Linked DNA regions of Homo sapiens: region 2 is linked to region 1. Evidence: read pairs that join two places in POLR2A ChIA-PET (ENCODE). Cell type or tissue: GM12878. All regions are shown on one strand. Each heading gives the region's core, and the rest is flanking DNA. Links, peaks and the distances in the headings are about the cores only.

Region 1 (5,743 bases), core at 1,126-5,125:
ACTGCAGATTTCTTCCAGGTCTCTGGAAGCATTCAGTAAATAAACTAAAAATAAATTTTTAAGTATAAAGAGAGTTCAGCTCTCTTTAGTTTTGATGGAATTTTAAGGATTTAACAGTCATGGTTTTCCTTTGCAGCCTGTTCATCCTTGACTCTTTAAGTTGCTTACGCTCATTATCCTGGACACTTATATACACCTTAAATTTTTCTCTCTTGAAATCGCCCTTTTTTCTTCTCTCATGTTAAAAGGCAGAATCTATTGTTTACTTCTTGAGTTGTTTTGTGTTGTTTTTTTTTTTTGAGACGGAGTTTCGCTGTCGTTGCCCAGGCTGGAGTGCAATGGCGCGATCTTAGCTCACTGCAACTTCCGCCTCCTGTGTTCAAGAGATTCTCCTGCCTCAGCCTCCTGAGAAGCTGGGATTACAGGCATGTGCCACCATGCCCTGCTAATTTTGTATTTTTTAGTAGAGGTGGGGTTTCACCATGTTGGTCAGGCTGGTCTGGAGCTCCTGACCTCAGGTGATCCACCAGTCTTGGCCTCCCAAAGTGCTGGGATTACAGGCGGGAGCCACTGCACCCAGCCTTGAGTGTTGTTTTTAACCTTTTTTGATTTTGACTTTTCTTTGATAGGAAAATAGTAAACATTAATGGTAGATGGTATGTGAAGACTAAAATATCCCTCAGTTGCATTTTACTTGAAGTGGAGCATGACATCTTCCTCTTGCAGTTCCCCTTGAAAAATTCTTTTATTCCTTTTGGTACTTTGTGTTTTCTTTTAGGACAGTCCTGCTTTTGTAATTCCTCCCTTTGCATGTTTGCAGATAACTTACGTGTTCTTGGTTTGAAAGATTACAAGATGTGAGATCTTGTTTTACTCATAAAGCCTGACAGGTTTTAAATGGAAATGAAACTGAATGCCACTTCTCCTATTTTCTAGATTTGAAAATATGAAATTACCAACGCAGATTAGTCTATTTAAGTATTAGATACTTTTTTACTACCTCATCAGGCATCAAGCTGTTTTGACTTTGCTCTTAGTAAGAAAACCTCTTGTGGGCAATGACCATCTCTCCTGTGCTTTCAGAGCACTTTCTTTGCATCTTTATTCTATCATTAACCAGTCTTGCCTTGTGGATTGTATGTGTATGACTTCCCACGCTTCATTGTGAGCACCTAGAACAGTGATTGAAAGAGTGTTTAAACCTAACAGTAAGGTCATTACTTGGAGTTGATTTCCAATGTGGTCCCTTTTAATTAGCTGTTTATCCATTAGCAAGTTATACTCTTGGAATTTCTTTTTTTCTCTTCTGTAAAATGGGACTAAAAGAGTATTATTCATAGAGTTGCTACATGAAAAAGTGCTAAGCTGTAAGTCCATGGTTTAGCACATGTAAAACTCTCAAAAATGTCAGTTTTCATAAAATTAAGGTTATATTTATTGTAATGCCTAACAATAGAAAGTACTTCATAAATCGTGGTTGAATTAATGAAAAATGGATAGAGAAACCTTATAGTAATATAAATATTAATTGCTACATTTAAAAATAGCTTTAATCATTTAGATTTGAGTCCAAATAAAATATTCCTGTTAGTTTCTTTTTTTTTCTTTTTTTTTTTTTTTGGAGACTGAGTATCACTCTATCACCCAGGCTAGAGTGCAGTGGTGTGATCTCAGCTCACTGCAACCTCCGCCTCCCGGGTTCAAGCTGTTCTCGTGCCTCTGCCTCCCAAGCAGCTGGGATTACAGGCGCACACCACCACGCCCAGCTAATTTTTGTGTTTTTAGTAGAGACGGGTTTCATCATGTTGGCCAGGCTGGTCTTGAACTCCTCACCTCAAATGATCCGCCCACCTCGGCCTCCCCACGTACTGGGATTACAGGCGTGAGCCACCGCGCCCTGCCTGTTAGTTTCTTTTTCAAAGTCAGTTGTTAGGCATTTTATCATCAACAAGTGAGCAACTAGGGGAGACTTTAGGTATGCTAAGCAAAAATTATTTATTTTTTCCTTATTTACTGGAATGCTTCCTTCATGCCTTTTTCCTTGTTAATTTCCTACTGATCTTAGTATGTGAGAAATCTGGTCTTTTTTAAAAAAAAAACAAAAAAAAATGGAGGCTGGGGTCTCCTTATGTTGCCCAGGCTGATGTCTAACTCCTGGGCTCAAGTGATCCTCCCGCCTTGGCCTCCCAGGCTGCTGGGATTACAGACGTGAGCTGCCATGTCCACCCTGCAATTTTTGCTTTTAGAATTAAATGTATTCTGTTTATAAAAGGCAACAAGTTAAAAAGAAGACTAGTTAATTAGAATCTACATTTATAGATTCTACTTTTATGCATACTATTGATATGATACTTTTTTTTTCTTTTTCTTTTGTGGTTTATCTATACTTAGGGTTGAAACTGTGATTTGAATGATATGGAAAGGGAGATAATTTCCAAGAGACAGAAAGATTGTACCAATATATAAGACTAACTGTCTCTGATTTGGAACTTAAACATCTTAGCTATGGGAGGGAAAGCAAATATGTTATAGCTCCAATTTCCCTTTAGTATTAGAAAACTCAGTGTTTCTAGCTAAGGGAATCTAGATTAGAAATCAAAAGACTGTAATTATGTGAGTGTCATTAGAGAAATAGGGCTGAATAAGTAGTCGTCTTCAGCTTTCTGTAATAAGCATCCTTGAGTTTAGCTCTGTTTTGTTTACTTTAAGGAAACCTTTATTGGTAGAAGTGTAATTGCCAAATTGGGAGGATGGGAAGGTGTTTGTTTTTTTTTTCTGAAAGGGGGCATGTGAATCTTTTTTGGTGGGGAGAATATAGAAGGGCAAAGATTGCTACTATTCACATGTGAAGAAAGAGAAAGGTGTTTGTGGTGCATAAAATATTGCAAGTACTAAAGTGGACTTCAAAATATGTTGGCCTGTTTTAAAACATAAAGTTTTACAGTGTTTAAGTACCTTTAAAATCATTGAAATGATAGTAGTTCTCAATACTTTATTATATTTTAAAGATAAGAATTGCTGCATGCCAAACTTAAAACCTATGTCATTTAAATAGGACATATACCAGAAAGGAATTCTTTGGGGGTGTTTACCTGGTTTTGTTGATTAAAACTAGAATACTGACTGTTACAGCCTTGAATTTTATTGAAATTTAGAATATTTGAGAAGATTCTCTGCCAAAATTTAAAGTTGAAAGTTATATTTTGATTATATGCTTGATAGCACACATGTGACTCAATTCTTCCTGTGCATCGTGTTTATTCTTAAAGTTGATAAACCTAATGTTGTATGTGCCTAATAGAAGGATTTTCATTTGTCAATTTAATTTTATTGGTTAGTAATAGATTATTCTGATTACAGATCTTTTATTATTTTTTAATTAAAACATTTTTAAATAAAAAGAGATGGGGGTCTCACTGTATTGACCAGGCATGACCAGGAACTCCTGGCCTCAAGTGATCCTCCCATCTTGGCCTCCCAAAGTGCTGGGATTACAGGGATGAACCAACAGGCCCAGTGCTATTTTATTTTATTTTTTTGAGGCAGGATCTTGTTATATTGCCCAGACTGGTTTGGAACTCCTGGGCTCAGGTGAGCCTCCCTGTGATTACAGGTGTGCCCCACTGTGCCCAGTGATTATAGATCTTTTGACAGAAGCAGCTGGTGACATCGACAGTTTATTTGATAAGCCAGTGCTGCTATTATTGTTTTGATAACCTTCTATATTATAGTCAGGGCACCTTGAAATGAGTTTTTGTGAATAATTTATTTTAGACATCTGTAAAACCAGTTTTACATTTTGATTTAGAAGTTTCATGTATTGTATTACATCTTCATCTTAGGTTTTTTTTTTTTTTTTTTTTTTTTTTAAGACAGGGTCTCACTCTGTCACCCAGGCTGGAGTACAGTGGATCTCAGCTCACTGCAGCCTCTGCCTCCTGGCCTGAAGCGATCCTCCCACGTGGCTGGGACCACAGACACGTGCCACCATTCCTGGCTTTTTTTTTTTTTTTTTGTATATGTGTGTGTGTATATATATGTGTGTGTGTGTGTGTGTGTATGTGTATATATACACTTAAAAATATATGTATGTGTACATATATACATTTATTTTTTAAGTGTGTGTGTGTGTGTGTGTGTGTGTGTGTGTGTATATCTGTACTTACCTGGCGAGACCCTATCTGTACTTAAAAAATATATACGTGTGTGTGTGTGTATATATACGTGTGTGTGTGTGTGTAGATATATATACACACACACACACGTATATATTTTTTAAGTACAGATAGGGTCTCTCCATGTAACCCAGGCTGTTTTCAAATTCCTGAGCTCAAGCAGTCCACCTGCCTCAGCCTCCCAAAGTGCTGGGATTACAGGTGTGAACCACCATGCCTGGGATGTTTTAGGTTTTTATTTAAAATCAGGTAGACGGATTATTTTTTATTTAAGAATTTAGTGGTACAAGGATTATTTTAAAATCATGCACAGCCCATTCTGTTTCATTTATTTATTTAAAACAAGTTTTTAAAGATGAGGTCTTGCTGTGTTGCCAGGGCTAGTCTGGAACTTCTGGCCTCAAGTGATCCTACTGCCTCAGCCTTCCAAGTAGCTGGGACTACAAGCCTGTGCTGCTGCACCTGGCTCATATTTTCACTTTTATTTTCACAAACTTTCTAGTATTAAGGAGAACATTGAAACTGGAGATTTAGTATGCCCTTTTCTTTTAGAAATGAGACCATTTATATGGACTTGGAGCTTGAATTATTTGTCCAGCCACTGATGCCTCTGTTCTTAGCACATATTTGTGAGATATTTATTTTATTTATTTTTTTGAGACAGAGTCTTGCTCTGTCACACAGGCTGGAGTGCAGTTGTGGGATCACAGCTCACTGCAGCCTCAATCTCCTAGGCTCAATCAGTCTTCCCACTTCAGTCTCCCAAGTAGCTGGGACCACAGGTGTGTGCCACACCATGCCCAGCTAATTTTTTATTTTATGCGGAGATGGGGTCCCACTATGTTGCCCAGGCTGGTCTCAAACTCCTGGGCTCCAGTGATCCTCCCACCTTGGCCTCTCAAAATGCTGGGATTACAGACATGACCCACTGCACCCAGTCTGTGAGATATTCAGATCAAGGAGTTCCTATCATGCCTGTGTTGCAAGATGAAGATAACTATATGGAAATCAGACTTTAATTCTTGACCTTATTACCTGTTGTTTCACCGTTATTGCTACACATTTTAACTTTACAATTTATATAATTTAGCATGAGTTAATTTAGCAACAGTCTTTGTTGCCAGTATCCTTTAACTGTCTGGACCCTTTTTGTTTGCGCCAGTCTGATGAAATTCCACACACTTGATCAGTCTCATGTTCTTTCTTGTTCCTGTATATCTCATGAGCACTACTAGACTATGTAAAGAAATTCCTGTGGAAAATAAAGTCATGTTTGCCAACCTCAAATGGGACCTCAAAGCTTTCCAGGAATCCTCCCACCAGTCTGCTCATTTTTCCTTTCTTGTACCTTCTGAAACCTCCCATCCCAGTGCTCTCTTAACTCATATAAACTTGCCACCTGGAATCATTCAGATGGCAGCTCCCTCATTTTTGACTACAAGCTGAAAAATCCACTTATATCAGCATCCATTCTTTCCTTCTCTCCTCCTGGTACAATAAAATAAATGTCCCCCAGAATTGTCCAGGGTTAATCAGTCTTCTTGGTGCCGTGGATCTTATCTATTCAG
Region 2 (5,743 bases), core at 895-4,894, 460 kb after region 1:
TTATTTTATAGCTTGTTTCTTGGTTTGTTTTTAGTTGATGCTTTTTTCATGTTTAGTTTTAGTTTATGAACTTTTGGCAGGAATAACACAAAAGTAATATGCTCTTGGTGTGATTTTTAAAAACTTAATTTTTAACCTGGGTTTTTTTCTTTGTGTTTGTTATTACTAATATATATTTTATATATATATATATATTTTTGGGGGTAGACATCCTTCTTTCATGTGCTTTTCCATTTATCAAATAATTCCTAAGTATTTTCTCTTCAAGGAAGTATAGGGGATACAAAGACAAAACATGTTTGTGCCAGCAAAGACCTAATATTAAGGGAAGGTAGCATAAACAAAAACAGTTCCTTCTTTCTCCTGTAGTGACCCTTTGTGATTTGTAAAGTATATATCTTAATAAGATCCTCAGGGGTCTCCAAGTTTTCAAATGCCATATTCTCATCTGTTACCTCACCCCTCCCTCATTAAATGCTGTGAAGTATGACTGAAATTGTTATGGACTCTTTCAGAAGCTTAGTTATTAATAAATACAGAGCTAAAAATCAACAGTAAGATGCCTGTAATGAATTCTGCCACTAAGAGAAAATGAATACAATCTCTTTCTTCACTTCTGAAATAAGATTAGCTGTGATCTTATAGGTGTCTATAAACTCAAGGTGATGGTGGTGGTTGCAGACCATGACCTGAGCCACTACAGAACTGGAAGTTCCACTTCTTTACCTCAAATTTCTGTATTCTTGTATTTCTATATTTTGCTTTTTTTCTAAATGACAGATAATGTATAATTGATAGATAGAATATGTGTAGAATAAGTGCCACATTAACATGGAAACTATAGAAATGTCTGCATTTTACTTGGTTTATTTTACCCTCATTTTGTTGGAGAGAAAAAGATACACATTGGTTTCTTCCTATTTTTCCCAGCTATTGACCTGAAAAGTGGTTCTGGAAAAGTGTACCAAGGCCCTGCAAAAGGTGCTGCTGATACAACAATCATACTTTCAGATGAAGATTTCATGGAGGTGGTCCTGGGCAAGCTTGACCCTCAGAAGGTAATGTTCTCAAATGTTCATTTATTCATTGTTTTATTGTTTCCTCTTTTGACAATTGCAGTTTTTAAGCTGATGCCCAAATTCTGATTTATAAGCCAGGTTTCTTACAACTCTGAAGATGACACAGTTGCTACTGATACTCTGGTTGACAGGTCATATATTTCTTTTTTAATGGAGTTTCACCTGACACTTTTTAAGACTGAACCCACATCTAGATTTTTTAATATATTCTGTTATGTGTTCAAAGGTGAAAAACCATATGACATTAGTAGGTACTACATAAAATTAGACATTCCCAATAAATAAGATTAAGAAATCATTGAATATTGGAACTAGAAGGATATTTTAACCTAATAGCCCATGTCTTACTTAGGGTGAATCTTAGAGGCATTTCAGTGGAAAATCATGATTAACAGAAGAGTGCCTTCTGTGACGATTATTTAGTTAATATTATTATGAAACTTTTGACCAATCCACAAATATACAAAATTAAAGTAATTGATGTGGCAATTAGAATGGAGGAGAAAAATTTGTTATTTTCAATTTGTGATTATGTAGCTAGAAATTCCAAGGGAACTAACTTATTGATTCTTAGAATGAAGGAGTTCAAACAAATGGCTGAGTGCAGTTATTTAAAAATAGCTTTCACATAGGAGTAATTTGAATAAATGAGGAAATATATGATTTTCCTGTATAGAAAGACTAAAAGGAATTGTAAAGTAGTATAGTAGGTAAAAAGTAGTCTTTGGCATCAGATAAAATCTAAATTTGAATCTTGCCCCTGTCACTTCATCCAAAAACCTTAATTTTCTCATTTGTAAAATGAGTTTAATAATTTTAATGTTTACAAGGCTTATTATAAGAACTAAACCCAATAATATGTATGAAGAGCTTAGTACAGTGCTTGGCAATGCAGTGAACCCTCTGTTAATTTCTTTCCAGGAATTTATTTAGTACCTATTCAGGTTGTAGGTATTGGCTGAATTAAGACAAAACCCTACTGTATGGAGCTTCTTTTAGTGTACTAATGCAAAAGAAATAAAATCTCAAGTTAGAGAAGAGTAAGCCTGAGTATAGTGTTAGAGCAATGACTGGCAAACTTTTTCTGTAAAGGGTTACACAGTAAATATTTTAGGCTTTGTGGGCAAGATGGTCTCTGTTGCAGCTCTTCAGCTTTGCCATTGTAGCCTTAAAGTAGCCATAGAGAATATGTAAACAATGGAGTGTGACTGTGTTCCAATAAAACTTTATTTACAGAAACACACAGCCACTAGATCTGGTTCTCCAGCTGTTGTTTGCCAACCCTTGAGTTAGAATGTGACAGGACAGGGGAACTATTTTAAATAGGTTGTTTAAAATACCTTCTGGGGTTTTCTAAGGTACCTGAAATGCCTGACAGAGATTTGAACAGAGTATCAGAATGAGTCATCAGACTAAGGAAACAACTAATACAAAGGCCTGCCGTGCGAGGAACTTGGCTCCACTTAGTCTTCTCTGAGCTCCACAGTGAGAGAACCATCCCTCTACTTGACCACTCTGATGGGAAACTTTCTGGCATGTCAAACTTACTGTGACCAAAATAGAACTTGTGATTTATTTTTCTCCCCCAGTCTCTTCCTTCTTAATTAGTGGCACCATCATCTATTTACCCAAATTAATAAGCCCAGAAATGTAAAAATTATCTTAGATTCCTTCTGCCCTTCTGTATCCTTTCCTTCCTTACTTCTGTCTGATCTTTCTCCAAAATATATCTTGAATTCATCTTCTCTTCCTCTCTAGGGATATCACTGTGATCCTAGCCTCTGTCATCTCTCACCTGTCTTACTTCTTCCAGTCTTGTCTCTCCCATTCAGTCTGTTGTTCTCCACCCAGGAGCCAGAGTAATCCTTTAAAAATGTAAATCAGATTAGATTATTTATGTATGTTAGTCATTTCTACTACTTTCATTAATTACTGGTTCATATTTATCATCCCATTTGATAAAAAATCTCCAGCATTTCCTTTTGCACGTGTATAAAATCCAAGTTAGCTGTTACCATGTCGTGTATGATGTTTCTTTCCCTTGCTCCTTTTTCAGGCTTCATCCCATGCCACTTGCCCCATCACCTGTAATGCTAATTCTAGTTATTTTGTTGTTATTTTGTCCTTCCTTTCAGTTCCTTCCCATCAGCTTTTACTCCTTCAATGTCTATGCATTTGCCTTTTCTGGAATTTCTCCTCCTAGCTGTTTGCATGGCTGGCTTCATTTCATCCAAAGTAGTTTCTTCCTGTTATATTCTGATAACATCCTGTTTTCTCCTTCATTGTATTTATAACAGGCTTTAATTATTTGTTTACATTTTACTTTTTGACTCCCCTAGTTTAATGTTAGCTCTGTGAGAACAGGGACAGATATTCAGCCTAGCCTAGAATATTGCCTAGTATACTGTAGACATTCATACTCAGGTAGATTAAAGCAAATATAGAAGGAATGAAAGTTCAATGTCAGAAGTTTAGGCTGTATAGAAATTAGAAACTTCTGCATGTCAGACTCTATAGTATATTTCCATAAATCGAGGGAAAAAAATAAAATGATGATACAGAGTATCATTCTAAAAATTCTGGAAAGCACTACAACCTCAATAGAAAAAGTGGACAAAAGTCCATCAATGATAGACTGCATTAAGAAAATGTGGCACATACACACCATAGAATACTATGCAGCCATAGAAATGGATGAGTTCATGTCCTTTGTAGGGACATGGATGAAGCTGGAAACCATCATTCTCAGCAAACTATTGCAAGGACAAAAAACCAAACACCGCATGTTCTCACATGTGGGAATTGAACAATGAGAACACCTGGACAGAGGGTGGGGAACATCACACACGGGGACCTGTCATGGGGTTGGGGGAGGGGGGGAGGGATAGCATTAGGAGATATACCTAATGCTAAATGACGAGTTAACGGGTGCAGCACACCAACATGGCACATGTATACATATGTAACAAACCTGCGCATTGTGCACATGTACCCTAGAACTTAAAGTATAATAATAATAATAAAAAAGAAGAAGTGGACAAAAGGTATGGAACAATAATTAATGAAATAAATAGAAATGACTAACATACAAAAGAAAAAAATTTTTCCCAGTATCCAAAAATACAAATTAAAGCATGTTATTTTTGCCTCATATTTTCAAAGTGTAAGAAAATAGTATTTTTAAGGTTGGGATAAGATAATTTACACACAACTGGAGGGAATATAAAATTGGTATAGGCCAGGGACAATGTCTCGTGCCTGTAGTTCCAGCACTTTGGGAGGCCAAGGCAGGAGGATTGCTTGAGTCCAGGAGTTTGAGCCTGGGTGAGACAGTGAGACCCTGTCTCTACCAAAAAAAAAAAAAAAAAAAAATTAGCCTGGTGTGGTGGCACACACCTGTAGTCCCAGCTACTTGAGAGGCTGAGTTGGGAGGATCACTTGAGCCCAGGAGGCTTAGGCTGCAGTGAGTGTGATCATGCAGCTGTAGCCTGGGTGACAGAGCAAGACCCTGTGTCAATCAATCAGTAGTTGGTATAGCCTTTCTGGAAAGCACAGTGCTTCCAGACCTTCTTCCTTTATGGCAGTTTATAGTCTTACTACTTTTTGCATGGCACTCCTAGGCCAAACCATATACCTAACAGTTTCATTTATGAAGTAGTTCAAAACAATTAGTTTTTTGTGTTCAACCAGTATGACTGTATTTCCCTCCCAAATTAACAGTATTGGGAAAGTGTCCCTGAGAGAGTTTGCTGTGATGTCCGGTGCATGGCAGTGCAGAGTTTGGAAACTGGCAATATGGACGTATGGTTAAGGGCTTTAAGAAATAAGAAAATAGATAGGAGGAAAGATTTATGTACAAAATTCTTCTGCTCAAAAATGTCCAAAATTGATATTTTTACTTCTAGTAATTAGGTGTTCTTGTTTTAGGTTGTAAATCTCTTTCAGAGTTTAGTACATAGCAGGCTGGCCTAAGTACTGACTCCTTCCCTGCATGAGTTGCAGACCATCGTTTTGTTTGTTTGTTTTTTGTAACTGCATAGTGAAAGAAATCTTAGTTTTGAAATTCTGGTCTCCTGTTTGAATGCATTTGATTGTGACTGAATGAGCTCTCTCTGACTATTTCTGGAATAAAAAGTTGTTGCCTTTTCTCCAGTTCACGAGGGTTTGCTTCTGAGACTAAGTGCTGCTCGTTAACAAGTATTGTTAACAAGCATTGCTGAGCAAAGAACACCTGAGTTTAAGCCCTGGCCCTACTTCTTGCTGGCTCTGTAGACTTGAGCAGGTTATTTAATAAGCTCTCTGAAATTCAGTTTCTCATCTGTCAACTGGGGTAAGAACTGCTGATGTGCCCACTTCAAATTGACAGCTGTAATTCTTAAATGAGATTATATTTGTGGAGCTGCTTTGTAATGCTCAGTGTATGTAGGTATCACTATTTTTTCCATTTAGCTAGAAATCTAGAGGCTTTTTCACTTCATATTTTATGTAAGCTATAAAAACTATGATTGATTATTTTTATTTTACTGATAGGGAATTTACACTGAAGGAGAACTTAAGGAACTTGCACCAGTTTCTGTATCAGGTTAGATACAAAACTGCTACAGGAACCCTTCGTTTTTAACACACCAGCTTTTGCTTGGTAATGATGAATTAATACTCTCTTA

The links. Peaks named below come from ENCODE experiments on the same cell type or tissue, not always from the same donor. Only the 100,000 strongest peaks of a DNase experiment are listed, where the experiment ranks them.
Region 2: POLR2A ChIA-PET joins it to region 1 with 7 read pairs; 4 of 35 experiments call an interaction of 5 or more read pairs at or near these places.

Annotation. Positions count from the first base shown.
Region 1 is chr5:119,073,637-119,079,379 of GRCh38, forward strand. All of the region lies in intron 1 of DMXL1 (Dmx like 1), which reads left to right. Among named protein-coding and RNA genes, the nearest start is that of DMXL1, 5.4 kb to the left of the region's middle. RefSeq lists an enhancer at 4,557-4,726. In GM12878, for the core only: no CTCF peak of the experiment used is centred there; no DNase peak of the experiment used is centred there; H3K4me3 peaks cover 3,026 bases; H3K27ac peaks cover 3,110 bases.
Region 2 is chr5:119,535,493-119,541,235 of GRCh38, forward strand. HSD17B4 (hydroxysteroid 17-beta dehydrogenase 4) reads left to right here. Exons shown (of 24, transcript NM_000414.4): 23 at 931-1,058. Among named protein-coding and RNA genes, the nearest start is that of HSD17B4, 86 kb to the left of the region's middle. RefSeq lists an enhancer at 2,635-2,714. In GM12878, for the core only: no CTCF peak of the experiment used is centred there; a DNase peak (open chromatin) is centred at 2,489; H3K27ac peaks cover 1,085 bases.